Linked DNA regions of Homo sapiens: region 2 is linked to region 1. The links are chromatin contacts, found by Hi-C or POLR2A ChIA-PET in ENCODE. All regions are on one chromosome and are shown on one strand. The core of a region is the stretch at or near the end of the contact, and the rest is flanking DNA. Distances in the headings are between cores, read along the strand shown.

Region 1 (3,093 bases), core at 427-2,926:
ATAGTAAATTATGTAGCACTGGCTTACATGTCAGATGGTAGGCAGAGGCTCCTGAGGATAATATTCAAGGTGGAGGAAAATGGAGATTCACGGCATGCAGTGCAAAAATGTTTGGTAAAATAATTACCAATAGTGGTGTGGGAGGGAGATCAGAAATTTAATGAAGTTATGACTCTAGGAGATGGGGTGAGAAATGAGGATGTTAATAGTGTGCTGATAGTTGTGGCATTTAGCAAAGTATTTTAATAAAGAGATGAGCTCAGGAAATAATTGGCTGATTGAAATGAAAGAATAATGGGAAGAAAAGTCTGAGAAAGACCCTCAGCTCCCAAAGAGGGTATGCCACCCCATGCTTATATCAGAAGTAGCTGAGAAGGATAATAACGGGAAAACAAAGAACTAGCCAGAGGGCAGATCCATGGGCCTAAAAGAATAAATTAGGAAGCTGCTTCCAGAGAGCAAAATCAGGGCCTAATAAAGGAACAGTCTCCTTCCTCGGGTTAGGGGAACCCAGAGTATCTCCCAGATCTCAGAATTGTCCTTTCAGTTACTGATGAGTGGTCTCATTTTCCCTTCACCTGCATGGTGTATTTCTTATGATGATCTTATTTCATTATAGTATATGCCCCTGTTTCATTCTTGCATGTTTCCTTTTTAGGATATGAATCTTTGGAATGAGAGGAAAAAATTCCCAAACCTAATGCATGGGCTACCATTCATGCCCCCAATATCCTGGATGTTGACCTACTTGTGATGAATGGAGGAGACTTTGCATTTGCTATTGTGATTTCTATTGTGAACAATAGGTGTTTAATGTGTGGGGAAAAAAAGTGAGGCAATCATTCAATGACCAAAAGGGCAGATGTTGTTGACAATGCTAGTATTCACCATTTTTTTTTCCTTTCAAGTGCACAAGGAATTGCATTTATACTCTCACAACTGAGCAGGGCCATGGGACTGGTTCTGACCAAAGAAATATGAGCAGAAATAACAAGTGTCATTTCTTGGCTGAAACAGTGAAAAGCCCTTGTGAAACTATTTAATCTCTCTCCTTTGCTGCCACAAAGACCAGAGAAGGGAGCCTCGTTCTGCCCGGGTCCTTGAGCTGGTTAGAATCCATCTCTGACTTGTGTCGGACATGATGTGTAAGCAGATAAACATATTAATTCCTGAGACTTCTGGGATTAGTTTGTTACTACTGCACAATTTAATATGATTTTCATAAGCACAATGACCACTCCACAGAATCTTACAAAGTGTAATTACTCACCCAACTCAGGCTAAGCTATCAAAACTCCTAATAGATTATATTCTTTTCTTCTAGGTCCCTCCGCCTTTCAGATTTGCTTGTGGCACCACAGGCTACAGAGACTGCCACTGAGCATGAAGGATTGGCTTTACTTTCCCAGCTCTCTTCGATTTAACAAATCCAATCTGTTGTGCTAATTTTAAATCAAGAGATGCTGCAATATGAGTCATTAGGTTGTAATTGAGATATATCAACCAGGATTTGCCAAAACTGAGAAAACTGGGCCGACTGAAACATAATTCTTTGGCAGGAACAAAGTAAATACCACTCTAATCAGAGCGGACAACAAATACCACATATTTGCTCCCTGGCAATAGAGGTGACATGGATGGCAGGCAGGGGGCCTCAGAGTGCAGTGAGGTGGCCCTGTCAGCAAGGTGGGTGACTGGGGCACTTAGAATGAAGGAGTGATTTTGAAAATAAAGGAAAACAAACTCTGGGACAACTCCATCAGCCCATCAGTTGAGCAATCACTTAATGGGCATGTATTTATTACCTGTTATGTGTCAGCGTTAGCAATATCAGTGGACAGGGAAACATGATGTAAAGTTGTAAGGATGTTTTCAGACTGAATCACAGTCCATTTTCAACCAGAGGACAGAATTGTCTGCAAAGACCTCCTTGATTATTTATTCAAAGAATGGCAAATTTCTCTAGGGAAAAGAAATGAGATAGTTCCCTTCCAAGCTCACAGCTCACACAGCCCAAACGTTCTAAAGGCGACTTCAAGAACCTATTAGAGGAAAAAAGAACAAAAGAATGGGGTTCAATGCTTGCATTGTAAATATATTAGCAAAGGTCTGGACTTGCTTTACTCAGTAACCATCCAACTGGCAAAAGTCCGTGTGAAAGTGTGGTGACTTCAAGCTCTGCTTCCATGTCCAAGACCCAAAGTAAACTGAAAAGTAGAGGCTCGCTGCATCAACGTCAATGGACTAATATTATAACAGACGCAGGGCAGCTGTGATGCTGTTCCCTAGAGTTTTGTACCACATTGTGGCCCATCCCTTTTGAGACTGGGATACCATCCTAGGAAAACATCTTGCTTAGAGCAGTCCCAGGCTGGCTGAAGTCATTTCTACTTTTTCTTCTGCAGACTCTGAATATCCACCCACACATCAGCCCTTACTGAGCACCAGCTAAGGGCCCATCTCTGCTCCAGGTTGTAGAGAAGGACACCAACTTCTTGCTCCATGGGGCAAATGAGGAGAAGAGTTCTAAGTAGACATACAACCTTCAGGGACCATGGGAAAATAGAGTAGCGTAAGTGAGAAGTTTGCTAGTACAACTCATATTTCCGAAGCCACAGCCTGTTGATATCAGTTTCTTTGCTTTAATTTCATGTCTCCTCATTCTGGACGTGCTAGTATCTAAGTATGAATTGCCTTCCCCCCATTCTCTGTATTGAATCCTCACCTGTCATTCATTGTCCCACTCAATGCCACCTCTTCTATGACAGTTTCCTTCATTTTCCTAGTCAGAACTATCTGACCCTTTTCCTTCCCTCCTTCTGCTTTTTACTTGTTTTGTGTACCTCTAACTTCATTAGAATGTGAGCTTCTTTGGAGAGCACTCTCTGGGGTCCATGTTTCTATCACTGCTGTGTCTAAATGGTATTAATCAGAGCTCATTTGATGTGTTCAGTGCACTGTTGCCACCCTGGGCTGTCACCAGGAGATGCTCCCTACTGCCTGTGAAGTGGAGCCTCCCCTGACTGCACCTGGTACACAGGGCCCTTCATGCACGTGCTTTTCTAGGTCTGCATACTCTGCTTTATCTCTCTG
Region 2 (3,543 bases), core at 30-2,529, 1.4 Mb before region 1:
GCTTTTTGGCAAGTAGTAATTTGAAGATAATGTTCATTGAATCTATGACTGCTGTGAAATGCAGAGTCTATCATCCATCCATTCATCCATCCATCTATCCATCCATCCATCCATCCATCCATCCTTTGAACAAACATTCCATGCTAGTCACTTTACTGGGCTCTGGAAATACAAAGATAAATAAGACATAGTCTTTCCACTCGAAAGACCTAAGGTGTGGAGGAAGATAGAACTACCAGCCATTAAGCACAATGCTATGAGAACCTTCTCGCAGGTACAGTGGGGCAAGGAAAGAGCTGGGAAGTCAGAAAAATCTCTAGAGAGCAGGTGACTTTGACTTAGATTCTGAAAGCTGAGGGCATTTTTGCCTTATAGCCCCAGAAAGCTCCTGTAACCTCTCCAGGAGTCCAGAGGATGTCCTAGGGTGGCCTCTACCCTCTATGAGTAGATCTTGAAATGTAACATGCTTGGCAAGAGTTGGGGTGGAGTGCTAAGGCAACAGTGATTCTCCACCTGGTGTGGGGTGCTCTTGGTGACCTGACCCCAGGCTACTATGTCCACTTTGCCCCCCTGCTTCTCCCACACTGGGTCCTGTCACACTCTTCCCTGAGCGCACCAGGTTCCTGCCTCCTTGCCTTTGACCCTTTGAGGTTTGGCTTGGTACCTAGGGTGTTGCTCTGCTGGGGGACTGAGTGAGAAGGGACGCGCCGAGTAGTGAGAAGACCCATCTGAGTGCAGCAGTGAGTGTATTGAGGAGCTGCGTGTGGCCAGGCCAGAGGCCATGGGGGCAGTTGCAGGTGGGAAGGTGGTGTTTGGAAAGGGATGAAGCCGGCCTAGGGCTTATTGATTGAAGGAAGATGGTGGCAGGCATGTCACCCACCTTCCATACCCTAGTCCTGAAGTCCATTGCGCAGTTGAGGGCATCATTGTCTACGGGAAGATAGGTCAGTCAAGGTCATATAAGTCTCTGCCTTCCATATTCTGGGGATTTCTAAATCTGTAGTTGTGATATTCCCCAAGTTTCAGAGGCATTGGTTTTTCACAGTGTCCCTCCCTAGTTAATTCCTGGGTAGCATGGGATGTGCTTCAGGAGGGGAAGGCGCTGGCTGGGAAGGGCAGCTGACTCTCCAGCTGGGGCCAGCTGGGCTCCAGCCATCAGCCCTAGGCCTGGCCCCTGCATCTAATCACAGCTTCATCACCAGGCCAACAGGGGCTGTGTTGTCCAGAGCTGCAGATGGCTTGTGATGTCACCCTTGCAGATGTGGTGGTGAGGTGGCCATGGACATTCTTGGTGCTGTATTGGCACTGAGCTGGGAGGCAGGATGGAGCCCATGAGCAAGACAGGGAAGGTTCTCTGCTAAGCAGGTGGAGTAGACTGTGTGTGTGGAGGGCCGGGCTGGAATTTGAGAGTCCAGAGACTCCTTAGTGCTCCCTAGCACAGGAGCCCTGCTTGGTTCACTTCCTTTCTGCTTTTTGAGCCTCATCCTCAACTCTTCCTCCTCCTGGGCTCTGCCTTCCCAAATGGTGCTGGAGACCAGGCCCACACTCCTGCACACCTTGGCCTGCGCTGTCCTCTCTCAGAGTACTCTTGCCACCACTCTCTGCCCGCAGGACTCCCCTTCCTCCTGCTCAGAGGTTTGTTGCTGTCTGGGGCTGCCCCACCTCTGAGCTTGGTTGCTGTGGTTAACATCTCTCCCATGGGGCTCACTTTACTGCAATTATGAGGACCTCATCACATCCCCAGACTGAGAACTCCTTGTAGGCAAGTCTTGGGCCTTATTCACCTTGGTATTTCCAGGTCACACAGGGTTCCCAGAGAATGTATTGAGTAAACGAGGGAAAGCAACTGCCACGGTCACGGTGCTTTTGTGTCCCTGCTCTGGGCTTCCTCCAGCCTTGCCCTTTCCCAGGGGACAAGGGACCAAAACCACATTCCCAACTGGAGTCTGACCCTAGGTTTCTCCACTGTACTCCTGGTACCAGGGACCCTGGACTCCTCTGCTCCAATGTCTCTGAGGCCTGCGTGGAGTCTCATTGGGGTCTTTCCTGAGCCACCCATGAGGGCATTTCTAAGTCTGAGGGGTGGCAGCATGTGAACTGGGCTTGAATGTATGGGCTTAAGGAGGGGTCTATAGACTTACATACGAGGCCCTTCATGGTGTGGGACTCCACCAGAATGGGAGATAGGAAAAGGACAGGTGGGTCACAGACTTTCACCTGTCCTCTTGCTCTAGGCCCTGAATGAATGAATTCATTCTTAGTGGAGCTGTGTCTCTGGGGATCTGAAAGTGAGCGCTGGACTTAGGGGTGGCTTCAAGGCGGGGGTGGATAAATGGATGGGAAGTAGTGTCATCTGGGGCAGACAAGCCTTGATCTTCTGGTCTATTGAGTCTTCAGCTTTAAGCATTCTCACACTCATAGGTAATCTTTATTAATCACCATCCCATGGTTTAAAGCATTAATATGTTTTCATCTTCACGATGGCCCTGGGGGTGGGTACTAATTTTGTGCCCAGTTGACAGAAGAACTGAGGCTCAGGATTACAAGTAAGACCTCCATCTATCTGACGCTGACTTCGTCTACTCTGTGCATGGCCTGTTAGAGGAAAGCCTGCGGTGGCTGCCCTCAGCATTGCAGTGCCTCTGAGCCCAGCAGTGGCCCAGGAGCAGGAAAGTCTGAGGCTTGACTGAGAGCTGGTTTTGGGGGCCCTTAGTCTTCAGAGGGAGGGTAAATGTCCACCATCCCTGAGGCTGGAGGACTTGGGGGCCATGGGTGGGGGCGGGGGTGCGTTCTGGCTGGGGCAGGAGTGAGGCAGGATACCGGGCCTGGTGTGGATCTGCAACCGGAATCTTTGGGAGTTGAGAGCTTTTTGTTTGTTCAGCTCATCTCACCTGGAGAGTCAGAATGGAGAGTGTTTTTTGCCCCTTAGGCTTAAGGTGGGAACTTTGGATTCTCTCTACATGGGGATGTTCAGAAGCCCAGGATTTTTGCTGCACCAAGGAAGACTTCATAGTAATAATAATTATTAGGGTGAATATTTTATTATTATTATTTTACAATGGCCACTTAGCCTGATTTAGCCTGACTCCTAGGTTTTTGGACCCAGGATATATGGATGCTAGTCTAGTATGCTTCTGAATATCAGAGACATTTCCCACATTCTGCATGCTTGGAGAGTTCACTCCTGTTGGGGCTCAGGGATGTATTGAGAACAAGGAGAGATAGTCTAGGGAAGTGGCAGGTTTTGATGCTTCAATCTGCTACTTATTCTCTGACTATCAATGCTGTCTTGGCCTGGGCACTCAATCTCTTGAAGCCTCAGTTTTCTTATCTGCTAAAGAACAATTCTTTCTGGAGGGGCTGTTGTTAGGCTTAAATGATGGCACGTGATTGGTGCAACTTACTGTTAGTTATTCTCATTGTCTGGGACAGTTTCTTGAGCTGTTAAGGGGAAATTGTCCTTAGACGTCAGGCCATCTTCTCCCGTGTAGGGTTGGGGTTTTCTCTTTCAGAGGCACTTGCATGTGGTGGAGTTTGGGAACA

Evidence for each region. A loop is a pair of places that touch in the nucleus more often than their neighbours do. ChIA-PET counts read pairs that join two places held with the same protein, here RNA polymerase II (POLR2A). Pooled maps may share reads with other maps.
Region 2: a pooled map shows a loop between it and region 1 (2.2-fold over the local background). The contact joins two enhancer-like sites. A Hi-C loop is called at or near these places in 1 of 168 maps with a recorded cell type or tissue (ascending aorta) and 2 of 50 pooled maps. POLR2A ChIA-PET finds 5 or more read pairs at or near these places in 2 of 52 experiments (OCI-LY7 and naive thymus-derived CD4-positive, alpha-beta T cell).

What each region holds. Positions count from the first base shown.
Region 1 is chr2:18,454,059-18,457,151 of GRCh38, reverse strand. All of the region lies in intron 4 of LOC105373454 (a long non-coding RNA gene), which reads right to left. Among named protein-coding and RNA genes, the nearest start is that of RDH14, 110 kb to the left of the region's middle. RefSeq lists an enhancer at 470-1,046. Within about 2 kb of position 1,676, at least 4 of the 41 ENCODE cell types and tissues checked have a DNase peak (open chromatin) inside an H3K27ac peak, as active enhancers do; they include ascending aorta, where a contact is called at or near this core.
Region 2 is chr2:19,808,492-19,812,034 of GRCh38, reverse strand. No RefSeq gene overlaps it. Among named protein-coding and RNA genes, the nearest start is that of LINC00954, 59 kb to the left of the region's middle. Within about 2 kb of position 1,279, at least 3 of the 41 ENCODE cell types and tissues checked have a DNase peak (open chromatin) inside an H3K27ac peak, as active enhancers do; they include ascending aorta, where a contact is called at or near this core.